Regions from separate parts of the Homo sapiens genome. Here region 2 is linked to region 1. Evidence: chromatin contacts called from ENCODE Hi-C or POLR2A ChIA-PET data. All regions are on one chromosome and are shown on one strand. Each heading gives the region's core, a stretch centred on a gene start or an enhancer-like site at or near the end of the contact. The rest is flanking DNA. Distances are from core to core; before and after follow the strand shown.

Region 1 (3,537 bases), core at 970-3,469:
AGTGCAGTGGTGCAATCTCGACTCACTGTAACCTCCACCTCCTGAGTTCAAGTGATTCTCCTGCCTCAGCCTCCTCAGTAGCTGAGACTACAGGCACGAGCCACCACGCCGGGCTAATTTTTGTATTTTTAGTAGAGATGGGGTTTCACCATGTTGGCCAGGCTGGTCTTGAACTCCTTGACCTCAGGTGATTTACTCTCCTTGGCCTCCCAAAGTGCTGGGATTACAGGCATGAGCTACCGCGCCTGTCCTATTCCTTTACTTTCTTAATACACTTGCTTTCACTTTACTTTATGGACTTGCCCTGAATTCTTTCTTGTGCAAGATCCATGAACCCTCTCTTGGGGTCTGGATTGGGACCCCTTTCCGGTACCACTTTGATCCATATGAAATTTCTATAACTGGCATGAGATAGGAAAGATGGACTTCTTTAAAGGGATTTTATATAGCACTCTGGATAATCTAGGTGTGTATGCATAAATCGGTCACCCTGGTAAAATCCCAACAATTCCAGAAATGAAGCTGGTCCTGCCTGTAACATGTTGCTTAATGTCCTTTCCTTAGAACTTTCCAGAAGTTCTGCTGACCTAGACTTTCCTGCACATCCTCCTTGAGTTCATCAAACTCCCTTCTGCTTTCCTGCGTTCCTTAGGTTGGGTTAGTTCCCTTCTCATAAACAGCATAGTTTTGGGCAGTGTGGTGTAGACTCCAGAGATTCAACACAGGCAACCCCAGAGCCAAATCGAGGTTCAGTGTTATCTCCTCTTGGTTGTGTGAACTTACCACAGTATATACCAGTCTATGTGACCTTGGGCTAGTTGCTTAACTGCTATGGGCTAGCTTCCTCCTCTAAAATGGGGACAATAGCTCACATGATTCTGGAGAAGATTTATTTATTATTAATTAATTTATTATTATTATTATTTTTTGAGACAGTCTCGCTCTGTTGGCCAGGCCAGGCTGAAGTGCATTGGCACAATCTCAGCTCACTGCAACCTCCACCTCCTGGGCTCAAGCTATTACCCTGCCTCAGCCTCCCGAGTAGCTGGGATTACAGGCACCTGCCACCACGCCCAGCTAATTTTTGTATTTTTAGTAGAGACCGGGTTTCACCATGTTGGCCAGGCTGGTCTTGAACTCCCAGCCTCAGGTAATCCGCCTACCTTAGCCTTCCAAAGTGCTAGGATTAAATGATCTGTGTATAGTAAGCACAGAGTAAATGTCATCTACTGTTATTGTATTGCCAGGTAAGTCTGGTTCAATTTGCGTAGAACAATAAGGCTTTTCCTTGGGGACATTTCTAGAAAATGCTAATTGCTAAGCATATCAAATCTGTTTGCTCCTTGGCTTGTAAATCATTGTCCTCTGTCTCTATCGCTTCACACCGTCTTCCCTTTATGGGCATCTTGGTCTCCAAATTTCCCCTTTTTGTAAGGGACACCAATTATATAGTATCAGGGCCTACCCTAATAACCACATTTTAACGTTACCTTTATCTTAACTTTACTTTAACTTTACCTCTGTAAAGATCCTGTCTCCAAATAAAGTTATGTTCTAAGGTACTGGGGGTTGGGACTTAAACATATGAATTTCAAGGGGACAGAATTCAACCCATAGCCTAAGTTGTTAAAACAGAACATATAATTTTCCCCCCAAACATGGGCTCCTTCTGTTATTTCCCTTCTTGGTGAATGATATCACCATCTACCCAGGACTCCAGCCAGACACTGAGCGATTACCTTGTGTTTTCTCCCGCCATGCAGACAGTCACTGGAGCCTGCGGATCCTTTTGTCTGCAACTGAAACCGCCTTTGCAAAATTATGACTGAGACAGTGAAAGAGGTCCAACTTAAACGACTCCATCTTGCCTCTAACCTCCAAGCTGTCCTTGTTCATTTCTGGGCGCAGGCTGAAAAAACTTTGGGAGGAACTTAGTTTATAGTTTTAAAAAATGACAATAACAGCCCTTTCCCAGAACAAACTCCCTTCTTGCCTGGAGACTAGACTACTAAAGTTAGCCACAGTATTAGAAATTACGGTTTAGGAGTCAAGTAGTTGGAGGCCACAAGATTCTGACCTTCCCTAAACTGCTCCCAAGATCAGTGCCTGAGATGTTTTGCAGACTCTACTCTTGATGGATCAACTGGCACCACCCATATCGAGAAACCGGCCCATCTGATCTTGTGACTCACACCCAGGAACTGACTCAGCGCAGGAAGACAGGGACGCGCCGTAATTTCACCTCCGACCCAACCAATCAGCACTCTCCAACTCACTGCTCCTGCACTCCCACCACATTCTCTTTAAAAACTTTGATCCCCAAATGTTCGGGGAGACTGATTTGAGTAAAAATAAAACTCCGGTCTCCCGCTCAGCCGGCTTTGCGTGAATGGCTATTTCTTTATTGCGATTCCCCTGTCTTGAGGAATCGGCTCTGTTTAGGCAGTGGGTAAGGTGAGCCCATTGGGCGGTTTCACAACGACTTCTCCTCCATTTTGCTACTTAGTTCAGGTTTCTGTCGTCTCTGTCCTGGAATACCAAGTGTGTCCCTGTCTCCAGTTTTGCACACTCCAATCAATGCTTCACACAGCAAACAGAGTGACTTCTCTAAAGTGTAAATGTCACGTTCCATCTCCTCACCCACAAGAGCCCTCTGAGATTTCATCTCCCTCTCCAGCCTATCTTTTGCTTCATTTCCTCCCTTCCCTGGTGCCCCAGCCCTTGTCGTCTTTCTGGTATCTTCTCCCCTACCCTCATTATTATCTTTAAAACGAACTTGGCTACAGTAACCAAAACAGCATGGTACTGGTACCAAAACAGATATAGACCCATGAAGCAGAACAGAGCCCTCAGAAATAATACCACACATCTACAACCATCTGATCTTTGACAAACCTGACAAAAACAAGAAGTGGGGAAAGGATTCCCTCTTTAATAAATGGTGCTGGGAAAACTGGCTAGCCATATGTAGAAAGCTGAAACTGGATCCCTTCCTTACATCTTATACAAAAATTAATTCAAGATGGATTAAAGACTTAAATGTTAGACCTAAAGCCATAAAAACCCTAGAAGAAAACCTAGGCAATACCATTCAGGACATAGGCATGGGCAAGGACTTCATGACTAAAACCCCAAAAGGAATGGCAACAAAAGCCAAAATAGACAAATGGGATCTCATTAAGCTAAAGAGCTTCTGCACAGCAAAATAAACTACCATCAAGTGTACAGGCAACCTAAAGAATGGGAGAAAATTTGTACAATTTACCCATCTGACAAAGGGCTAATATCCAGAATCTATAAAGAACTTAAACAAATGTATAAGAAAAAATCAAACAACCCCATCAAAAAGTGGGCAAAGGATATAAACGGACACTTCTCAAAATAAGACATTTATGCAGCCAACAGACACATGAAAAAGTGCTCATCATCACTGGCCATCAGAGAAACGCAAATCAAAACTACAATGAGATACCATCTCACACCAGTTAGAATGGTGATCATTAAAAAGTCAGGAAACAACAGGTGCTGGAGAGGATG
Region 2 (3,361 bases), core at 235-2,734, 2.3 Mb after region 1:
CAATTCAAGATGAGATTTGGGTGGGGACACAGAGCCAAACCATATCACCCATCCTGTTCATAGATAGTGCCTTCTCACTGTCATATGGTGGAAAGGGCAAGGGAGCTCTCTGGGGTCTCTTTTGTAAGGACACTAATCCCATTCATGAGGGTTCCACCTTCATGACCTAATTACCTCCCAAAAGGCTCCACTTCCTAAACCTATCACCTTAGGGGCTAGGATTTTGGGGAGACACAAACATCCAGACCATAGCAGAGATCCACATTCCACTGGGCAGAATTCAACTCATTACCTCCGCCAACTGCAGGGGAGTGAGAAATGAGGTTTAGCTATGTGGCCAGAGAGAGAGGACCTGACATTGGTAAAAATTTACCCCTCTTGCCAGAGGTTTGCCTTCATTGATATCTAAGGGTCCTTTCAGCCCAGGTATTCTAGAATTTCCCCTAACCTGTGTCATTTCTCACCCAAGCCCATGGCCATTGCCATCCTATTGTCCCTCAGCCTAGTTCTATGTCATCCTGGTTTCCCCCAGACTTGCCAGCCTTTTTCAAGGCCAGCCTTGTCTTTCTCTGAGATTTGGTAAAAGGAGAGCATCCTGGGGGCTTGCCCTGATGGGGGCCTGAACAGGGTCACCAAGTTGTGGCAGGTCAGAGCTACAACTGAACTTAGGAATCATCTCATTTACTAGTGCTTCTTAGCCTTTTGTTTTAATTTTTAATTTTTTTTAGAGATGGCCTCTTGCACTGTCACCCAGGCTGGAGTGCTGTAGCATGATCATGGCTCACTGCAGCAGCCTCAAGCTCCTGGGTTCAAGTGATCCTTGAGCCTCAGCCTCTTGAGTAGCTGGGACTACAGGTATGTGTCACCATGCCCAGCTAAGTTATTATTTTTTTAAATTATCTGTAGAGATGGGGTCTTGCTATGTTGCCCAGGCTGGTCTTGAACTTCTGGCCTCAAGCTATCCTTCTGTCTCTACCTCCCAAAATGCTGGGATTATAGGCTGTGAGCTACCACATCGGGCTTGTTTTTAAAAAACTTTTAAAGGGTTATGGGGACTATTGACCTAATGTGAGAATTTGACAACTGTGGACTCTAGAAAAATGCACATATACACAATTTCACCAGCCAGCCTGAATCCCTGTCATTGACTTTCTGGAACACTGGTTTTTAATCTTCATTATGCATCACAATCTCCTGAGGTGCTTATTAAAAATGCACATTCCTGAGCCTCACCCCAGGATTCCAACCCAGGAAGTATGCCCAGGAATCTGCACTGTGGGAAGCCCCTGAAGTGGAGGGTAAAGAAAGGCTGTGGGCCTCAAATGGGTTCCTGGCTGCACCCCTGGGTGGGTCTGGGCCAGGCAGCCCCTGTGCCAGTCTGCCCAGGGCCCAGCAGAACTGAGCTGGCATGAGCTTTGTCCCATTCTTCCCACTCCCTCCTCTCTGTAGGAGTAGGACTGGCAGGAGCCCAAGCCAAATACTTAAGACTCATTAGAGGAACAAATGGAGCCTGGGCTGATCCCAGCACAGGGGCTCTGTGCTGGGAGGGAGAAGAGGCAGGGGGCCATGCTTCTAGGGAAGTCAGAGGAGGGTGTCTCACACTCTGCCAACATCTGGGGAATGGTTCAGAGCCTTTGTTGGGAGTCAGGGAGAGAGGAAGCCAACACACACAAGCTTTGACCCTAAAGGCAGGTGTCTGACCAATAACACAACTGAGAAAGTAATGATATGTCTGCCATGCAGCCCTTTCTCAGACTATGCCCAGGGTTCTCGGGAGCAGCCTCAGAGGGGCAGGTCTTGGTCTTTTGAACCTGGATTTGGATTTTGGAAATAGCTGAAAGTTCTTTGGCTACCCGTATTGGGGAATACTTTGGACAATCAAGCAGGTTGACCAATTTTGGTCAAAGGTTGCCCTGAAGGCAATTTCTGAAGAGTTGAATGAGCTCTGGAGAAGTCACTAGAATAACTGGACAGCCTTTCAGGGGACCACTTTGAAGCCAACATCTCAGTGTTTGTATTAAAAAAAAAAAAAAAAAGGCCTTTTAGAGAGGCTACCTGTGGCCGGGCACGGTGGCTCACACCTGTACTACCCGCACTTTGGGAGGCCAAGGCGGGTGGATCAGTTGAGGTCAGGAGTTCGAGACCAGCCTGGCCAACATGATGAAACCCCATCTCTACTAAAAATACAAAAATTAGCTAGGCATGGTGACGTGCGCCTGTAATCCTAGCTACTCCAGAGGCTGAGGTGAGAGAATTGCTTGAGGCAGAGGTTGCAGTGAGCCAAGATCATGCCAGGTTGGGCGACAGACTGAGACTCCATCTCAAAAAAAAAAAAAAAAAAAAAAGAAGGCTACCTGTTAGAAAGCTGAGTTGTTGTTCCTCCCAGGGGGTTCTTGTTGCCAACTCTCAGAGAGAGAAAGGATCTGGTCCCAATGCAATTACAGTGAGAAATGTCTCAGCACCGTCTCTCTCCTGGCCCCTGCTTTGGAGGTCCTCAGCAAGGGGAGGGCCTGTCTGCCTAGGAATTGGACACCAGGATGATGGAGGATGCCCTTGGGAATGGAACAGCAGTGGAGCCCAGGGAGCAGTCACTGGTGCTCTCCCACGTTTCCCAGGATCCAGGAGCTGCAACTGGTGTTTGGGCCCAAGAACGAGCTGGCCTTTGTCCATGGAGCCCTCAGTATTGGGGTGGTGGTGGTTGGTGTCAGGGGAGGTCTGAAGGGTGCTGCCCACTGCTTGACACTTCCTTTCTCCAGCATCCTGTCTCCTAAACGTAGTCCAGCCATCTGCTGTGGTCATGGCACATTCCCGAGATGGGTAGAGACAGGTGTCCTTCTTGCGGGCAGCTCTGGAGTGAGTAGATCAGAGTTTATATCCTGCTTCTGACTCTTGTGAGCTGGGGACTCTCTCTCTGAGCCTGAGCTTTAAAAGAAGTGCAAAAATAAAGAATCAGCTTTATCTGACTGCTTGAGGTCTGGATGCAGGACAAAGTGCCTGGGACAAACCACACATTCCTGGCGAGTCTCGTCTTGTCTTTTGTTCGTATGGTGAACTGAGAACCCTTTGCAGTCTTCCTGCCTCCCAGACTGATGACACAGAGCAGGCTGAGGCTTGGCCTAGAAGCTGATGGACGAGATTTTCCTGGGGCTGATTTGCCTGGGGCCTCTTGAGCCAGCAGTGTGGGCTTACCCAGGATAGCCCTTTGACCTCTGTCAGCAAGTGTATCATAGATAGAAAAAATGCTGGCAGGTTCAGAAGCACACCGCCCTCCCCCGGGGAGAGTGCCAGGCCCTGGGTGCAGAGCGATAAGGTGTTTTTTTGTTTTTTGTTTGTTTTGTTTTAAGACGGAGTCTGGCTCTGT

Evidence for each region. Hi-C counts contacts between places; a loop is a spot of excess contacts on that map. ChIA-PET counts read pairs that join two places held with the same protein, here RNA polymerase II (POLR2A).
Region 2: a map of endothelial cell of umbilical vein shows a loop between it and region 1 (8-fold over the local background). The contact joins two enhancer-like sites. A Hi-C loop is called at or near these places in 1 of 168 maps with a recorded cell type or tissue (endothelial cell of umbilical vein). POLR2A ChIA-PET finds 5 or more read pairs at or near these places in 1 of 52 experiments (AG04450).

What each region holds. Positions count from the first base shown.
Region 1 is chr11:59,544,178-59,547,714 of GRCh38, reverse strand. LOC102723575 (a long non-coding RNA gene) reads right to left here. Exons shown (of 4, transcript XR_950136.2): 3 at 1,740-1,918. Among named protein-coding and RNA genes, the nearest start is that of TRV-TAC1-1, 4.8 kb to the left of the region's middle. RefSeq lists an enhancer at 1,478-2,677. Within about 2 kb of position 2,219, at least 2 of the 41 ENCODE cell types and tissues checked have a DNase peak (open chromatin) inside an H3K27ac peak, as active enhancers do.
Region 2 is chr11:57,292,919-57,296,279 of GRCh38, reverse strand. No RefSeq gene overlaps it. Among named protein-coding and RNA genes, the nearest start is that of TNKS1BP1, 30 kb to the left of the region's middle. Within about 2 kb of position 1,484, at least 13 of the 41 ENCODE cell types and tissues checked have a DNase peak (open chromatin) inside an H3K27ac peak, as active enhancers do.